Linked DNA regions of Homo sapiens: regions 2, 3, 4, 5 and 6 are each linked to region 1. Evidence: chromatin contacts called from ENCODE Hi-C or POLR2A ChIA-PET data. All regions are on one chromosome and are shown on one strand. Each heading gives the region's core, a stretch centred on a gene start or an enhancer-like site at or near the end of the contact. The rest is flanking DNA. Distances are from core to core; before and after follow the strand shown. Region 1 holds the start of RNF145 (ring finger protein 145). Region 2 overlaps ADAM19 (ADAM metallopeptidase domain 19). Region 3 has its middle 21 kb from the start of ADAM19. Region 4 holds the start of THG1L (tRNA-histidine guanylyltransferase 1 like). Region 5 holds the start of MIR3142HG (MIR3142 host gene). Region 6 has its middle 230 kb from the start of LINC02227.

Region 1 (2,795 bases), core at 213-2,712:
CACTGCACAGGCCCCTTCCTCTCTCCCCGCACCTCCTCCCACAACGCCTGCAGATCTCAGATGCGTTTGAACTACAGTAACCCCAACCCAGCTCGCGGCAAGCAGGCAGCGCAGCAGCAGTAGCAGCAGCAACCGGGCCGCCGCCGCCGCGGGGCTAAGAGATTACGTTCAGCAAAAACTCTTCCAGGAAAGAGGCTCGAGAGCTCCCCTCCTATCTCGCCAAGGGTGCTGACTCTGTCGCGCCACGCCACGTACCAAAAGGCTCGCGAAGAAAAACGCGGGCGAAGTTCAGCATCCCCGAACAGAAAGGGAACTCATTCCAGAAAGGGGGTTCACGGGTCTGAGGGTCCTTGGGTGGGGAAAGCAGTATTGGAGGGAGAAGACAGAAGGGATGGCAAGACAGAGGAAACCACGGGGACAAAAAGGAAGGGATGAGGAGCCCTCTTACTATAAAAGGGACTGACGGACGGGATGCAGAGCAATGGGCCCCCCTCGAAAAATGGACTGGCAGGCCCTTCCGCACCCCCAAACAACCTCGCACCACCTGAAAGCGGGGAGCTTGAGTTTGGGGCTGCGTAGATCAAAGCAGGGTAAGACGAAGGGAAAGAGGGAGGGGAGCTTGGAAGCAAAGTGAACAAAGAGGCAAAAGAGGCAAAGTTGGAAATGGAAACGAGAAAGGGAGCTGGAAAGGGGCCGCTCTGGAAGGGTCTTGAAAAAGGCCTAGAAATGGGATGCTGGGGAGGCAAAGGGGGACAGCCCCGAGGAAGGGCATCTCAGGAATGTAAGGGAGCGCTCCAGGCCCTGGGAAGAGGAAGGGATGGGAGGGCGGGGAGGCAGCCGAGGCCCGGGAGCTGGAACAGAGGGGGCTTTGCGCGGGGCCCAGGAGGGGAGAGCAGGGTCGGAGGGAGGCGACCACCGCGGGAAGAGCTAGAGGATGGGAGGGAGGGGTGCTGCGGCTGAAGAGGGGATGTGGACTCCTCCAATGCTAGGGAGAAGAGGGAGGTGAAGCGAGATAAAAGGAAAGGGGCGAACAGGGAGAAGAGGAAGGAGCCTGCGACGCGATGGGGGAGGGGAGGGAGGCCGTGGGAAGCGGCCGGGGGGCGCGGGGATGGGAAGGGGCCGGGCGGGCGGCGTGGTCACCTCAGGCTGCGGACTCCCTCCCTGGGGAGCGGCGCTGCCGGCGGGCGGGCTCCGCAACTCCCCGGCTCTCTCGCCCGCCCTCCCGTTCTCCTCGGGCGGCGGCGGGGGCCGGTACGGCACGGCTCACAGCGGCGGCTCTTCTGCGCCGAGCCTCGGATGTTGCTTCTGGGGAGGCGGAGGCAGCGGCAGCGGCAGCGGCCCGGCCCGTACGGTCACCATCGTCCGCGGCAGCAGGCGCTCGCGGGCCGAGCCCCTTAGCAGCCGGCGCCGGCGTCGGCGGCCATGGCCTCCTGCGTTTGCTCCTCCCGCCCCCGGCGCTCTGCGGCGGCCGCGGCCCGACTTCCGCACTCTGCGCCTGCGCGCGGCCCAGCCAGCGCGGCGCGCCCCTCCCGCGCGCGCCCGCGCTCACTCACAATCGCGCCCGCGGAGTGCTTTCCGCACCGCCTCCGGTGCGTGGGCGGGAGACATAAGCCTAGCCAAGCCCATACAGCCCGGCTCGGGTGGCTATGGAGAGGCGTACTGCAGAGACACCTGGACGCGCACTGTGACAGGCGCCATTCTGACACACGTGCTCTCTCACTCCCAAACACCACGGGCCGCAAGCGCTCACACCCACACTCACCTGCAGGGACCACGTGGGAGAATTTGAAGGGCTGATCCTGTCCCGGTGCATTCGCAGTAGCAATGATGCGAGAATTCGTTTTAACCTCGTCACTGACTGGACTAGACTGTAAACTCCTTGGCGTCTGGGATGGCTCAGCCGTGCCCAGCACCAAGTGCAGGCACTCAAACCCCTGTGGAGTAAGTGACTGGATGAATGAATGCATTGGAACTGTTCACTGAGTATCTGTAACAATTTTGATCCCATGGTTTGGTACAAAGAATTTTATTGCAGTATGAAATTAAATGGTGTTTGTGTGTTTGTCTTGTCTTGGTCTAAGGTTCAAAACAGGCTAATGTATGTTTTCCCCTCCCCAACGTAGAGGAGTTCCACTTTGTCTCTGTGCCAGTCTCTATCACAGAATGCGCAATCCTACCCTAATTTAAATGTCCACACCTTTTAGGGCAGGAACTGTTGCCCAGAATACATAGCCTGAAGCATATTGTGTGTTTACACAACGATAGTCTTCTGGGCTTGGCAAGACTTCTCATTCCCCATTTGTCTGCCACTCTGCCTCACCACGACCTTCTGCAACCCCCACTTCTATCTCCCCTGCCTTCCACCATCACCAAAACCCCTCCACTGTTTCTTGCTTTCTCTTTCGTTAGTTCCTGGGGAGCCAGTTGCTATGAGCACCTAGCCTGGCCTTAGATGTTGAAAGGGCCAGTGTACACAGAAGATACACACCCAGTGATGGGTAAGATGTTGCAACTATACTGGGTCATGCTGAAATTGTGAAGCCTCAACTTCTTCATGTGCAAGAGAAATTAATGTACTGTAATCTCGATGTCTGTGTTGAGGACCCTCCTTGTAAATTCAAGTCTCTGGCCTCTGCCCTTTGAATGGTAAACCCCCAATTCTGAACACTCTTGTATCCTGCTGAAATTGTGAAAGCAAGCTCTGTATTTAGAAAATGCAATCCCTGGAGGTATCAGTCAACCAAACTCTGAGTAACTTGCCTTCCATTAGTTTGATAGCTCTGTAGGAATCAAGT
Region 2 (2,795 bases), core at 171-2,670, 1.7 Mb before region 1:
CTCAGCCTCTTCTGAGACTTAGCAAGGGGGGAGAAATCATTCACCCAGTGACATTACCCCATCATCACAGGCCTCTCTGACCCTCAGCACTGAAAGGAACCCTAGAAATCATGTAGTCAAACCCCAATTACACTGTGAGCTCCCCAAAAACAGGGACCTTGTGTCTTTGAAGTCTTCTCCCCGGCCCCCAGCACCTAGCAAGCAGGCAGTACATGTGCATTCTGTGAATGAGTGAATAAACTCGCAAACGAATGAATGAACCTTTTATCTCGTGTAGGAATCTGCCAAATGGCTATTCACCACTGGACACCTCCAGGGAGAGGCTACTCCTGAGACTACCCACTCCATTTCTGACCACATACAGTAGTTTAATGTTTTACTCCGGATTAAAAACTACACCTCTGTCACTGGCACCCACAGGCCTTCATTCTGGCCTCTGAATCTACATAAAACAATCCGCTTTCATTTTCCACCTAATCACCCTTTCTGAAGCAGCAATATCAGCATCATCTAGAAACTAGTTAAAAATGCAAATTGCCAGGCTCCACCCAGACTCATGAATCAGACAGAAACTCTAGGGTTAGGGCCAGCCATCTGTTTGAACAACTCTGCAGCTCCCCCAAGCTAGGTCCACATACGCCCATGTGTCCAGGTGCTGCTCTCAGAACCAAAGGACGCTGCTGTCCCACAGAGAGGAGGGCACATGGTCACTGAGCAGCCCGGCCCAGCCCAGCTGCCCCATTCTCTGACCACATCTTGTTCTCATCTCCTCCCTGACGAGGGGCTGGCTCAGCAGACCGGCAGGAAGCCGTCTCTCACCATTGGATTGCATTAGGATTTTCAGGAAACGACTTGTGAGTGATGTGCATCCAGGAAGAGAAAGGACTGTGCAAGATTTCCCATTCCGCCCACTCCTTTTTTCTAGCTTTAAAAGAAAAGCAATTTCTGTTCTACCCTGCTGCCCCCTGCTCTGTCTGCTCTGTGCTCAGGAGCCCACGGACAGGCAGAAATCAGTAGGACACTCTGCCATGTCTCGGCACCATCATAATAATAGCCAGCACTAGAGTTGAGCAAAATCTGGGTCATTTAGATTCCAAAGTCCCTGAGCAAAACCTGCATCTTCAGACTCCCACCTAGGAAAATAAGCTACCCCCAAATACCGGACATAAAACATTAGGTCACTCTCTAGGGAAGAAGAACTGGAACCTGTACAAGCAGCCAGGCCCTGAAAGTACACTGCAGCCTGAAAACAGCTCAGACCCGTCTTTCCTAAGGCTCAGAAGCTTCAAACTCAGGACAATTCCTTTAAGTTCTATTTATCGTCAGACAAATTTCAAATGCCTCTCTAGGCTAAACCACCCTCTAGAGAGGAAGGAGCAGTGACACTAAAATGAATTTGCAAAACATCTTCTGGGAGCTCAAACCTTCTTCCTCCTGCTTCAGATAAGCAAACCAGTGAAGATAAAGTGATAACAATTTCCCATTTACCTTGAAAAACACCCTCTGCAGACGAGCTCAGCATAGGCGAGCATCACTCTGCTCATCTCAGTAGCAAGTTTTGCTGACACCTCCTTTCTCTGGGCCTTTCTCTATCTAATTCTTCCAAGAGTCTCCAGGCATTTATACCCTGATGATGCCTTGGGAGGTCCACTTTTCTGGTCTCTCTTATTTCACCTGGAGGGTCTTCATCCTGCCTATGTTAGTAATAATGTTCTCACCATGCGACTTAGCCCAACAACTGCACAACACCTGGAAAGACTGTTCAAAAATACACAATCCCCTCCCTTTTCTAGGGAAGGATTAAGAAATCTGTATTTTTAATAGTTTTTTTTTTTTCAGGTGATTTATGTTTTCGGGTTCTGGGAATTATTCTACTCCATTTGAGCAATTTTAACATTTTTAATTCTTTTTTTTATTTCTAGCCTCCTAATCACCTTCCAAAAGTCTAAAGATGGTGCTAACCCAGCATAGAGGGAAAGTCGGAATGCTTTGGTTTAAGCAGCAGCTGCACTAGGCAACTGCCCTTCCAAAGCCTGGAAATGAAGCAAAAGATGACTATGGTTCCTCTCAATGTCACACAAGCGTACAGCCAGGGCTGGGTGCAATGGCTCACGCCTCTAATCCCAGGACTTTGGGAGGCCGAGGCAGGTGGATCACACGAGGCCAGGAGTTCCAGACCAGCCTGGACAACAGGGCGAAAGCCCGTCTCTACAAAAAAAAATAGCCAGGTGTGGTGGCGCGCACCTGTAATCCCAGCTACTCAGGAGGCTGAGGCAGGAGAATCGCTTGAACTCGGGAGGCGGAAGCTGCAGTAAGCTGACATTGCACCACTGCACTCCAGCCTGAGTGACAGAGCCAGATTCTGTCTCAAAACATTAAATTAAAAAACACTAAGGGAGCACAGCCAAGCCTTAGACTCTCAGAGGCCTGTCTACGGTTCTCTGGACTTTATGGGAAGAGTGTGGCTTTGAAAGATGTACTATTTACAATTAATTAGGACAGCCCTTGTTCCACTCTGTAAAATCAGATGTTAACTTGTAAAAACTTAATAAGATACAACAGAAATGCAAATATTTCCATCTAGTAGAAAAGATAACCCCAAAGGTTATGATTTTACAGCCCCTAGGATATTAACTAGTTTTGTGTCTAATTTAGCAATCTTATCTCAGCATTCCTTTTTTCACTATTAAATACACACACACCGCCACACAAATACGTCTTAGTTTCCCTTATCCAATTTTAAACCAGTTTTATCATCTTGCTGGTTAGCCCATTAATTAGATAAATAAAACTTC
Region 3 (2,795 bases), core at 197-2,696, 1.6 Mb before region 1:
GGATACTTTAGAAACCATCTTGCCCTGCAGATAGGGTCACCATTTCATTTTATAGCTAGGGCTACTAAGGTCCAGAAAGAGGAAATTGACTTCCTCAAGGTCATGGACAAATCCTGAAAAGGGAACCAGATTAAAAGTCTGAAGTGGTGAGTCTGCAAGGCTGTGAATACTAAGGCTGCCAGCAAGTTTATGTATCTGATATACCCCTGCATACCAATATGAAAATTCCTGTTTTTCACTTAGCTCAGTCAACTTTGGGTTGATCTGGTTGAAGCAGGAGAAGGATGTGGATAAAACGGGAAGAGTGGGGGTGTGATCTTTAAACAGATCAAGAAACTTGTATAAACAGACCCATTTAGAATAAGGATTGTGAAAGGAAAAAATCTTATATATGAACTCCACCCCTATGTTTGTTACAAAGGACAGATCTCCACCTAAACCCCTAAATAAACTGCAGAGGCAAAAGCATTCAGGAAAAACCCAGCAATATACTACCCAATTGAAAATGGCAATCAGCTCAACATCCCTAATCATCAGAGAAATGCAAATCAAAACTACGATGAGATACCACACTCTAGTCAGAATGGCTATTATTAAAAAGTCAGAAAACAACAGATGCTGGCAAGGCTGTGGAGAAAACGGAATGCTTATACATTGCTGGTGGGAATGTAAATTAGCTCAGCCACCGTGGAAAGCAGTTTGGAGATTTCTCAAAGGACTTAAATAGAACTACCATCAACCCAGCAATTCCATTACTGGGTATATATCCAAAAGAAAATAAATCATTCTACCAAAAAGACACATACACTCACATGTTCATTGCGGTGCTATTCACAATAGCAAAGACATGGAATCAACTAACCTAGGTGCCCACCAGTGGTAAATTGGATAAAGATAATGTGGTCCATATACACCATGAAATACTATGCAGCTATAAAAAAGAATGAAATAATGTTCTTTGCAGCAACATGGATGCAGCTGGAGGCCATTATCCTAAGCAAATTAACACAGGAACAGAAAACCAAATACTGCATGTTCTCATAAATAAGTGGGAGCTAAACATTGAGTGCATATGGACATAAATATGGAAACAATAGACAACGGGGACTACTAGAGGGGGAAGCGGTGGGGCAAGGGTTGAAAAAAAAGCTATTGGATACCATGCTTACTACCCGGGTAATGGGATCATTCACATCCCAAACCTCAGCATCATGCAATATACCCATGTAACAAACCTGCACATGTACCCCTGAATCTAAAATGAAAGTTGAAATTATTGTTTAAAATGGCAATCAATAAAGCACTTAATTTCAGCTGGCTCCACTTAGCCAGAGAACAGCTCGAAGACCTGTAGGTCTCGACTGCCTAGTTTTAGGTTAATGGCTGCACACACTCAGAAAGTCGAGTTCCTGCAGCTGGTTGAGTGGTAAGTTGAAGTGAGAATTAGGCAAATAAGTCAGCCCTTGCTCACATCTGCTCTTGTGGTCTGAGTGGGTGGATCTTCCTCTCCTCCCCAACCACTGCTCAGGAATAGTCAAGAACACAACGCCTGGGTGTAGAACTGCATCATTAAACCCACTGTGCTTGGCTCAGTGATGGGTATATGGCCCTAAGCTGGACCAATGGGCATCTTCCCCAAGACTCTTGACAGCTCTATCAAAAATTTGCTTTCTTCTCGTCTGAGATGGTAAGCAATATAAGTTTGGAGCTATGAGTTGTCTTCTTGCTGCCATGTCAGGAAAGAACCTGTCTAAAAAATGAAGTCAAACAGTGGTAAGAGGTATGGAGAAAGAGAGAGACAAGGTCCTAGTATTATTATTTGAACCTGTGGATTTAGCCATGCCTGAAGTCAGCCGCCTCAACTTTTCAACTACATGAGCCAATAATTTTCTTTTTTGCTCAAGCTAGTCTGAGTTAGAGGTCTGTCACTTGTGACTGAAAATATCTCAATCATGCAAAGGCCTCCTCCATTCTAGGCACTGTGCTAGCTGCTGGGATTATAAGAGTGGACAAAGACACATGTCATTCCTATCTTCACGGTACTTAGCATCTAGTGGGAAAGATGACAGTAAGCAAGTGAGCAAATACACATATACATAAAATATAATAATTACACATTGATATTTGTAAACAATTGATGCTAAAAGAGAGAATGAGAAAGGAGGACTACTTTAGACAGCATGGTGGGGTAAGGCTCTCTTGAGTTGTTTTTTGAGCTGAGAGTTTGTGGTTGGTATGAAGAACAGAGGGAAGAAAGTTTCAGGTGGCAGAGACAGCCACCATTCTCAGGCTTGAAAGGCCTCTATTCATTCCAGGACCTGAAAGAAGGCCTTCATTCATTCACCCATTCAACAAACATCTGTTAGACGGTGTCAAGTGCTAAGTACAAGGAGATAAAAGCAGCCCCTGGAGAGTTGATAAGAGACATTGAAAGCTATACAAATGTTTGAACCATGTTATTCAGCAATTCCACTTCTAGAAATTCAGTCAAAAGAAAATAACAGGAATTTCTGCAAAAACATAGCTATCAGGATGTTCATTGAAGCGTTATTTATTTTTTTAACTCTAATTGAAGTGCCACAAACATACTAAAAGAGTGCACATAGACCGGGTACGGTGGCTCACGCCTGTAATCCCAGCATTTTGGGAGGCCGAGGCAGGCGGATCACCTGAGGTCAGGAGTTAGAGACCAGCCTGGCCAACATGCCGAAACCCCATCTGTACTAAAAATACAAAAATTAGCCGGATGTGGTGGTGCATACCTGTAATCCCAGCTACTCAGGAGGCTGAGACAG
Region 4 (2,795 bases), core at 91-2,590, 1.5 Mb before region 1:
TTTGCATCCCTCTGATGTTACTCTGAGCATCAAAGGAGTGATGACTACCATTTGTGGTACTATTATGAGGATATACACACATACTGATATAGATCCCTGTATGGATACACAAAAAACTGGTAACAGTAACTGCCTAAAGTATGTTGTTAGGAGTCAGTGAGAGACTTTTTGCTACATATAAAAGGATTTATATTGTTTGAATATTTTTCTTTTTCTTTAGAGACAGATTCTTGCTCTGTCACCAAGGCTGGAGTGCAGTGGCTAATGATGGGTCACTGCAGTCTCGAACTCCTGGCCTCAAGTATCTTCCCACCTCATCCTCCCATAGCTAGGACTACGGGCATGGGCTACTAAGCCTGGATAATTTTTTTTCTTTTTTGTAGGAACAGGGGTCTTGCTACGTTGCCAAGGCTGGTATGAATCTCCTGAACTCAAGCAATCCTCCTGCCTCTGCCTCCCAAAGTGCTGGGATTACAGGCGTCAGCCACCGTGCCTGGCCTGAATATCTTTCTTGAGGATGGAAAAAAAAAAAAAGTAAGTAAGTAGGTAATGAATTTGAAAGAGCTTTGTAAATCACAAAGTATGACACAAATATTAGGATTTTATTTTTACTATTATCCACCAGCAACAAGATATCAAACACTGGTTCTGTGATTATTTAATGGTGAAAAAGTTGAATAAATCAATTTAGTATACCCATATGTTGGAATATTGAGTCCATTTTTCTTTTAAAAATCACACTTTGGAATAATTGATGATACTGGCAAATGCTCAAGCTGAGTGGAAAAATATATAAACATTGTATAGGCGAATAATTCCAATCTTGTGCATTCCCTGTGTAAACCTACATACACAAAAAGAAAAAAGACTGAAAGGAACCATCCACAATGCTTTGATGGGAAAGACGGAGAAACAAAGTGTTAATTTTCTTAACTATAGTTTTGGTGTATTCCAGATTTTCTACAAGTTAATAAATGCCACTAAGAAAAGGGGAAACATCACAGCTACACCTTCAAACACCAGAAAAAGAATTTTTTTTTTTTTTTTTTTTTTTAGGTTGGGGTATGATTTTGATCTGGGCACTAACGGGGACACTGATTGCTTTTGCCAGTAAGTCAAGACCAGCAGATAAAAAATAATTTTTAAAAACCTCGTGAGACTGATTTGCCGCAGGACGGGAGGAGGAAGAAGCAAGCGTGGAAGGTGCTAACGGAGGAACCTAAACCTCCATCCTCTTTGCCTGGGAGGTTAAGAACTACAGGGAGAGGCGAGAGAGACTATGACTGCCCTACGGCTAGAGTAGCCGCGAAGAGAACACTTCCGGGGCGGGGCTATCTGGCCCTTTCCTTTCCGCGTGTAGAATGTGGGGCGCCTGTAAAGTTAAGGTTCACGATTCCTTGGCCACCATTTCCATCACTCTGAGACGGTACCTGAGATTGGGGGCGACCATGGCAAAAAGCAAGTTCGAGTACGTGAGGGACTTCGAGGCTGACGACACCTGCCTGGCACACTGCTGGGTGGTAGTGCGGCTGGACGGCCGGAATTTCCATCGGTGAGCGAGCTCGACTCGGGGCGTCGCGATGCGCCAGCGCTTCCGGGGAATCCAGCTTCTTCCCTTGCAAGTCCTCCCGCCCGCTCCAGTCACGGTTACCAGGGTAACGCGGTAGCCAATGAGTGCGCAGCATGGAGCATTGCCCCGCCCTGCGTGTTGGCTAGGACAGTGCCTGAACGCTGGCTGTTAGCGTAATTGAATGGGCGATGTGCTCCCGTGATGAGGATCTGGCTTGGAGTGCCCGTGTTAAGTGAACAGAGACTTGTTAGCAAGGACCTGTTGTTAAAAGTCACTCTCATGCACAATATTTAAGCTCTTAAGCCAATTGCCTAGCTATTCTGTTAGATATCTTTGAATGCTGACTGTTCAGAAGTCTGTGTAAGCCTTGCTTGTGGGCAATACTTAACGTCTGTGCTTCATTATCAGTAACAGGCCACATGGACTAGATTCAACAGAGAGTCAGAAAAAAAGAGAAGGCTGGGCGCGGGAGGCAGGAGGATCACTTAAGGCCAGGAGTTGGAGACCAAGTTTTTGTTTTTGTTTTGTTTTTTCTGTGGTTGTTGTTTGTGAAACTCCGCCACTACAAAAAAAAAAAAAAAAAAAAAAAAAAAAAGAGAGAGAGAGAGAGAAAGAAGGAAGAGAGAAAGAAAGAAAAAGAAAAAATTTAATTTGCCCGGCGCAGTGGTGCACACATGTAGTTCCAGCTACTGGGAAGGCTGAGGTGGAAGGATCGCTTGAGCCTGGGAGGTCAAGGCTGCAGTGAGCGGTGATTGGACACTGCACTCCAGCTTGGGTGACAGAGCAAGACCCTGTCTCAGAAAAAGAGGGAGGGGGAGAAAGAAATATAACAGAAAGATGGGAATTTAATCTTTGAAGAGGGCTGCATTGTTAATGATTATTATAACTAACATTTATTGAGCACTTACTAGGAGCTAGGTATGATTACTTTTATCTTCTCCCTAATCTTCAGGACAACCCAATGAGGTAAATATTCTTTTATTCCCATTTCACAGAAAGGAGAGTTGAGGCTTAGCATTTCTGTCTGGCTTTCTCAATTTCAGGGCAGGAAAAAAACTAAGTTCTTAAGAAAATGGATCAGGTTGTGGCTAGTTGAGCATTTGAGTTCACAGTGCTATTACATTATCTTCCTCCAAACAGCCTCTGTTATCTAGCAACAGAGCGTGTTGTTAATGACAGGCTTCCATCCATGCTTTCTTCCCTTTTTCCCCTGTGAAGGTTTGCT
Region 5 (2,795 bases), core at 144-2,643, 1.3 Mb after region 1:
AACCTCGGTTTCCTCATTTCTAATCTAAGAATAGTATCTGCTTTTTAGGGTTCTTAGGAGTATTAAATAAGAACATGTTTTTATGAACAGTGTCTGGTGTATAACAATTGCTCAATAAATATTTGCTTTTAAAAACGTTATCTATAGTAGACGTTCAAACAAACCTTTTGGGAGCTCAGCAAGATAAGCAACAAAAACCTTCAGGGGAGGTCAGGAAAGTGACTACATCTGCCTGGAAGCAAAATCCTTTGAGCTGGTCTTTTTCGGTCCATGAGCACGTGACCAAGGAAAGGAAGCTATATTTTCTCGACTGGGAATTTGAATTTGCAGTTGCACATTCCAAAGGCCTTGTACGTTCTTTCCAGTTTGGGAAAAGGAGCAGCTAAGGGCACCCATGGAAACACTTACTAATTGTGTGACCTTAGGCAAGTCCCCCTAACCTCACCAAAGATAAAATTCCCTTATGAGTAAAAGGGGATCACAAAATGGAGATAATAATTCGGGCTACCTGCTATGGATGATTGCTGTGGGATTAGGGAAGATGATGCACGTGATACATTTAGCAGAGTGCCTGGTGCCTAGTAGGTGCCCATTAAAATTTAGCTATGACTGTTCTCTTTAGCTGACACACAAGACTGCCTTGAATGTTCACATTTCCAGAGAAAGGTGCTCAGGAAGATTTCTCAGTGTTCCGCCTGCCAGGTCAGTTTACAGTTCAAAGAATCCCTTTGTTCAAAGGGTGAGCAAATCCAGGCCTCGTGTATCTGCAGCAATGAAACAAGGGAGCTTTCTGCCTGATCTTCTCCCCAAAGGCAGTCTCTCTTTTTAAATGCCTGCACACATGTTATTTATTTATTTTTGGTTAACGTTTAAATTGAGGTTTTGGCTGAAACTCAGCCTGCGCGCACTTGAAAAGCCAACAGGCTCATTGGGCAGCCGATAAAGCTCTCGGGATTTCCCCGCGGGGCTGCGGAGAGTACAGACAGGAAGCCTGGGGACCCAGCGCCTGACCAGAACTTCCTCGGGGGAGGCTGCAGGGGAGCAGGCGCATCCTGCACAGAACGCTCTAGAGCGCGCAGGCCAAAGCACCAGGCTGCTCCTGACACGTGCTGCAAGAGGGTCCCCGACCCGGGGGTCCAGACCCTGCACGCATGATGGGGAAGGTGGAGGCTTCCCCCTCAGCTCCGCGGAGAGAAGCTGACACTGCCAGGCTGGAACCTTCCATTCCGGCCCAGCCTCTTCCTCCCTCGCTGTGCCGAGGAGGGATCTAGAAGGGACTTTCCAGAGAGGGTTAGCGTGCAGGGTGTGGAAATGGAATAAAAGCATATGCAAATAGGCCTTAGCTGCCTTCCTCTACCCCAGCAAATAAGAGTCTCTCCAGAAAGATGCTCTTTCTCCAAGACGCTTGACCGCTCTTCCTTTCCTGGATGGCACCAGCAGGGCCGATTGGAGTGGTAAACCCTGGGCCGGAAGGCATGCCAAAGGGTGGACAGGATGGACAGGAGACAGTAGCACAACGAGGAGGGGGAGAACAGCGGCTGAATTGGAAATGATAAAATAAAATGAAATTTTAGGAGCTCGCTGTGAGTATGAGCTGGGAAAAAATAATCATTGCAAGCTGATTTATTATGTACTTATCTTCTGTTTGAGAGGCAGCAGGCTTTTGTACAGTGGATTATTGCAGAGTAAATGGCACATTAAAGATATAATCAAGATGTTTAAGGCATATTGAAATGACATTAGAATCAAGTAGGTGAGACTTTTGTCATGGTCTAGAAATATAAAAATGTCAGTGACTTGGAGATATTTCCAGTGCTTTAGTAAAGATGTGGCTCCATTTTCAAAAGGGACATATTTTTAACCTTTTGTTATTTTCAGGGTGGGGGGGGATAGAGTGGGGTCAGGAAGTGGTTTAGAATCTCTATGGATGATAAAATAATATGCTTTAAACCTGGAGTTGTAGACTGTGGTCTCTATTTAGCAAGTCATAAACTTTCTTGCAGTGACAATAGCATGAAAATATTGGACAGTAAATATGGTGCTCTTAGGAGGTTTCAGGGTTGGAAGACTATGGCTATTACTTTTTGTTTATTGTGTTCCTATTCTCAATTTCAATCTTGTCTTTGGATAGTAAGAATTTTTTTTAAATTTTCTATTTTTTTAAAAAGAATCTTTTACATACTGAACCTGACTTGTATACTAATTGGCAAACAGTGTCACTTTTCTTTCTTGATGCCTCAATGGGTTTAATTATTGTATTACGGTATTTTCTTGTCATTTGAGACCTTCACATTCAGTGTCCTTTCTTTCTTTTTTTTCTTTTTCTTTTTGAGATGGAGTCTTGCTCCCGGCCTGTCGCCCGGGCTGGAGGGCAGTGGTAAGATCTCGGCTCACTGCAACCTCCGCCTCCTGGGTCCAAGCAATTCTTGTGCCTCAGCCTCGAGAGTAGCTGGGATTACAGATGCGCGCCACAATGCCTGGCTAATTTTTGTATTTTTAGTAGAGACAGGGTTTCGCCACGTTGGCCAGGCTGGTCTTGAACTCCTGACCTCAGGTGATCCGCCCGCTTCGGCCTCCCAAAGTGCAGTGTCCTTTATTTTATTTGTGTGCCCTGGTTCTGCTTTGATTTTGCCCCAAACCCTTCTGAGTGTAGCGCTTTACTGACACTTTATCCCCGTTATTAACAATGGGTTTTTGGACAGAACTGGCTTCTCTTTATTTGTTGTTTTTAAAATCATACTGCTGTCCTTATGCATGGTACTCCTTGGAACAGATAAGCAGCCATACAAGAAGCT
Region 6 (2,795 bases), core at 140-2,639, 1.0 Mb before region 1:
CCTTCTTGGGTCTGTAGGATGAGGGACTTGGGGAATCTCGCATGGGCAATACAAGAATTTCTGTCTTCATTTGATGTTACCAGGAGCAACTGGAGATCTTGGGAAAAAGCAAATAGGTCAGGAGATATGAAGTTAGGGTCTAGTCTTGGTATTGCCACAAAGGAGCTGAGGGATCATAGGCAAGACACAAGCTCTCTGGACCTCAGTTTTCCTCATCTGTAAAATGAAGGGCTTGAGAGGACTACACAATGGCCCTGGGCCTTCTTTCAGAAGTGTGGCCTTGGGATGTTTTTGGTATGTTGAGATATATAGTGCTGATAGATGTTCCCTGCTCCTGAGAGGCAGGGTCTATGTTGTGCACATGCCCTACTCCAGCAAGGGCAAGCATGGGACCATCCCGCTGCCCCTCCATACTCCCATGCCTGTAGCAGACATTGACAGTCATTCACAGCACTCTTTTCTGCCCCATATGGATTTGATCTTAGAATCCTTCTCACTCTCTTTGGCAAGGGGTCTGAGCAGCCACCACCAACTGATCAGAGTTTGCAAGAGAAAAGAAAACCATCTGCCATCTGTTATGGGCTGAATTGTGTTCTTCCAGAAGTTGATGTTGAAGTCATAAACCCCCACTATCTCAGAATGCGGGCATATTTGGAGATAGGGTCTTTACAGAAGGAAAGACGAAACCGTGATAGAAAAAGGAAAGAGAAAGAAAGATTGCCACTTAACTCCAGATGGAGCCTAAGCCATCCTCTAGACTGCTTTGGGAAATTCTATTTTGTTTTGCTTTGGAAAAAATCACCTGAAGGCTGGGCGCGGTGGCTCACGCCTGTAATCCCAGCACTTTGGGAGGCTGAGGCGGGCGGATCACAAGGTCAGGAGATCGAGACCATCCTGGCTAACACGGTGAAACCCCATCTGTACTAAAAAAATACAAAAAACTTAGCCATGTGTGTGGCGGGTGCCTGTAGTCCCAGCTACTTGGGAGGCTGAGGCAGGAGAATGGCGTGAACCTGGGAGGCGGAGCTTGTGGTGAGCCGAGATGGTGCCACTGCACTCCAGCCTGGGCGACAAAGCGAGACTCCGTCTCAAAAAAAAAAAAAAAAAAAAAAAAAAGTCACCTTAAGTCCCAAGCATCAGACGCAGACTGTTGGCTCACCTAGAACGTTCTAGCTTTTTCTAGGAACTAAGGCCACAGATGGAAACAAAATCAGGCACTGGAGAAATAGGGGTGATTGGAAGACACTTAAATCTTCAACAAGGCTAAAGGGTTAAATCACATTTTTTCAGACCTGTTGGGGTTTGACTGGCTGAGACTTAAAAAGAGAAGCTGGGAACCAGGGAGCCTGCAGCTGGGAAAGTTTTTCTTCTCGCCTCTCAGCTAAGGGTCTGGCATTTCACCTGCTAGATGGCGCTGTCCTCTAAGGAAAGGCACCAGCTCAGCTTGAATGGGGGCTCAGTCAAGGAAACAGGGAACAACTAAAGTTGAAAAGAATTGATGGGCGGGAGTAGAGGGGATGGAGGCAGCCCTTTCCCCAGCAGCAACATCTCCTTCTGTGGTAGTGGCTCTTGTTCTCTTTATAGCTTTTATTTTGCAGTGTGGGAGTTTTGTATACTTCATCTGAAAAGTTACAGGGCCTTTGCTCTGAAGGAAAGTGAATAAGAAAATGAGCATGTGTGTGTGTGTGCGCACGTGTGTGTTTTGTGTATTATTGTCAGGAGGCAGGGATGGTCATGGAGGTCCCACCCCAAGGCTGCAACCTACAAATGACACGTCTCAGCCCTGGTCTTTGGCCTTGACTTACACCAGATCAGTGGGAAAAAGAAACAGTAAGTCCTTTCTCTATCCTGCCTGTAGAACCAGATGCCTGGGACTCTTGGTGGCTTTGCTCTGAAACCTTCTAGCTCAGCTCCATTTAGGGGCAAACTGCATGTAGGCACTGAGACCTCCGTTTCCGTGCAATTTTATTGTTAGACTGACAGGCTGGCTCCTGGTCTGCATGTGAAATCAGGGACACAGCCTGCAACTACTCCCACTCTATCAGCAGCCAGAAAGAAGGAAAACAAAGATAAGGGGAGGGGTGATGGGGGGATGGAAACCAGGAGGGGACCCATGAGGGAGGGGAGGGAGGAGCAGAGAGAGGAGACAAGGGACAAAGAACAGAGGTGAAAGATGAAGGGTGTGGGGAAGGGAGAGTGGGGCAAGGATGACCAGGTGTCCAGAAAGGAAGAAAAGGGCAATGGGGAGAGGCCACTGGGAAGCAGAGAGGCCGGCAGGCTGGCAGAAGTGGGAAGAAGACACAAGTGAAGGGAGGGGAGGGAGGCTTCCTTAAGCAAACAGGAAGACAGGAGGAAGGGAAGTCTAGTAATTAGGGAAAAGCTGACCAAAACCCAGAAAGGAGGAGAAGACTACTACAGTAAGGAAGCTGCAGAAAAGCCAGGCAGGAGATAGAGACAAGGAAGCTTTGAGGCAGGAGGCTCTGGAAACAAGGGAGGCAGAGAGCAGAGCTGAGCTAAGAAAGGAAAAAATCCAGGAGAGGGAACCAGGAAAACAACACAAATGAGAGTGAAGGAACAGGGAAAGAGCCATTAAAAGAATGCTTACCTTATAGTCGTAAAAACTGGAATGTGTGTGTTTTGGCCTGCGGCCATTGTCCAGGAAACACAGTGTGGCTTTTAAGCAAGTTGTGGAGTGGCGGCATCCACATGTTAGTAGCTCGCCCTGGTCTGCTGCTTTGCAATGCAGCTGTGCGGAGCTGCCCTCTTGTTGGCTGGCAGCCTGGTGCTGGGGACAT

What was found. A loop is a pair of places that touch in the nucleus more often than their neighbours do. ChIA-PET counts read pairs that join two places held with the same protein, here RNA polymerase II (POLR2A). Pooled maps may share reads with other maps.
Region 2: a pooled map shows a loop between it and region 1 (4-fold over the local background). The contact joins the enhancer-like site here to the promoter of RNF145 in region 1. A Hi-C loop is called at or near these places in 5 of 50 pooled maps. POLR2A ChIA-PET finds 5 or more read pairs at or near these places in 2 of 52 experiments (activated B cell and activated T-cell).
Region 3: a loop to region 1 is called in a map of OCI-LY7, with 4 times the contacts of the local background. The contact joins the enhancer-like site here to the promoter of RNF145 in region 1. A Hi-C loop is called at or near these places in 1 of 168 maps with a recorded cell type or tissue (OCI-LY7), 2 of 37 single-sample maps with no recorded cell type and 8 of 50 pooled maps.
Region 4: a loop to region 1 is called in a map of B cell, with 6 times the contacts of the local background. The contact joins the promoter of THG1L here to the promoter of RNF145 in region 1. A Hi-C loop is called at or near these places in 2 of 168 maps with a recorded cell type or tissue (B cell and naive thymus-derived CD4-positive, alpha-beta T cell) and 9 of 50 pooled maps. POLR2A ChIA-PET finds 5 or more read pairs at or near these places in 2 of 52 experiments (H1 and OCI-LY7).
Region 5: a map of OCI-LY7 shows a loop between it and region 1 (8-fold over the local background). The contact joins the promoter of MIR3142HG here to the promoter of RNF145 in region 1. A Hi-C loop is called at or near these places in 2 of 168 maps with a recorded cell type or tissue (GM12878 and OCI-LY7), 3 of 37 single-sample maps with no recorded cell type and 13 of 50 pooled maps. POLR2A ChIA-PET finds 5 or more read pairs at or near these places in 1 of 52 experiments (BJ).
Region 6: a map of mucosa of descending colon shows a loop between it and region 1 (5-fold over the local background). The contact joins the enhancer-like site here to the promoter of RNF145 in region 1. A Hi-C loop is called at or near these places in 1 of 168 maps with a recorded cell type or tissue (mucosa of descending colon).

Annotation. Positions count from the first base shown.
Region 1 is chr5:159,208,091-159,210,885 of GRCh38, forward strand. RNF145 (ring finger protein 145) reads right to left here and starts at 1,463. Exons shown (of 11, transcript NM_001199383.2): 1 at 1,141-1,463. It overlaps LOC107986468 (a long non-coding RNA gene), which reads left to right. Exons shown (of 2, transcript XR_001742943.2): 1 at 1-590; 2 at 1,769-2,062. RefSeq lists enhancers at 1-229, 1-18, 129-248, 1,836-1,935 and silencers at 1,146-1,335, 1,376-1,665.
Region 2 is chr5:157,540,436-157,543,230 of GRCh38, forward strand. The region is part of intron 3 of ADAM19 (ADAM metallopeptidase domain 19); the gene reads right to left. Among named protein-coding and RNA genes, the nearest start is that of ADAM19, 34 kb to the right of the region's middle. RefSeq lists enhancers at 342-461, 602-701, 1,112-1,171, 1,332-1,441. Within about 2 kb of position 1,421, at least 25 of the 41 ENCODE cell types and tissues checked have a DNase peak (open chromatin) inside an H3K27ac peak, as active enhancers do.
Region 3 is chr5:157,595,170-157,597,964 of GRCh38, forward strand. No RefSeq gene overlaps it. Among named protein-coding and RNA genes, the nearest start is that of ADAM19, 21 kb to the left of the region's middle. Within about 2 kb of position 1,447, at least 5 of the 41 ENCODE cell types and tissues checked have a DNase peak (open chromatin) inside an H3K27ac peak, as active enhancers do; they include OCI-LY7, where a contact is called at or near this core.
Region 4 is chr5:157,730,080-157,732,874 of GRCh38, forward strand. THG1L (tRNA-histidine guanylyltransferase 1 like) reads left to right here and starts at 1,341. Exons shown (of 6, transcript NM_017872.5): 1 at 1,341-1,552; 2 at 2,789-2,795. The coding sequence starts at 1,362. RefSeq lists an enhancer at 1,258-1,617.
Region 5 is chr5:160,466,858-160,469,652 of GRCh38, forward strand. MIR3142HG (MIR3142 host gene) reads left to right here and starts at 1,394. Exons shown (of 2, transcript NR_132748.1): 1 at 1,394-1,583. RefSeq lists enhancers at 338-974, 975-1,611, 1,079-1,308, 1,339-1,498.
Region 6 is chr5:158,173,707-158,176,501 of GRCh38, forward strand. No RefSeq gene overlaps it. Among named protein-coding and RNA genes, the nearest start is that of LINC02227, 230 kb to the right of the region's middle. Within about 2 kb of position 1,390, at least 6 of the 41 ENCODE cell types and tissues checked have a DNase peak (open chromatin) inside an H3K27ac peak, as active enhancers do.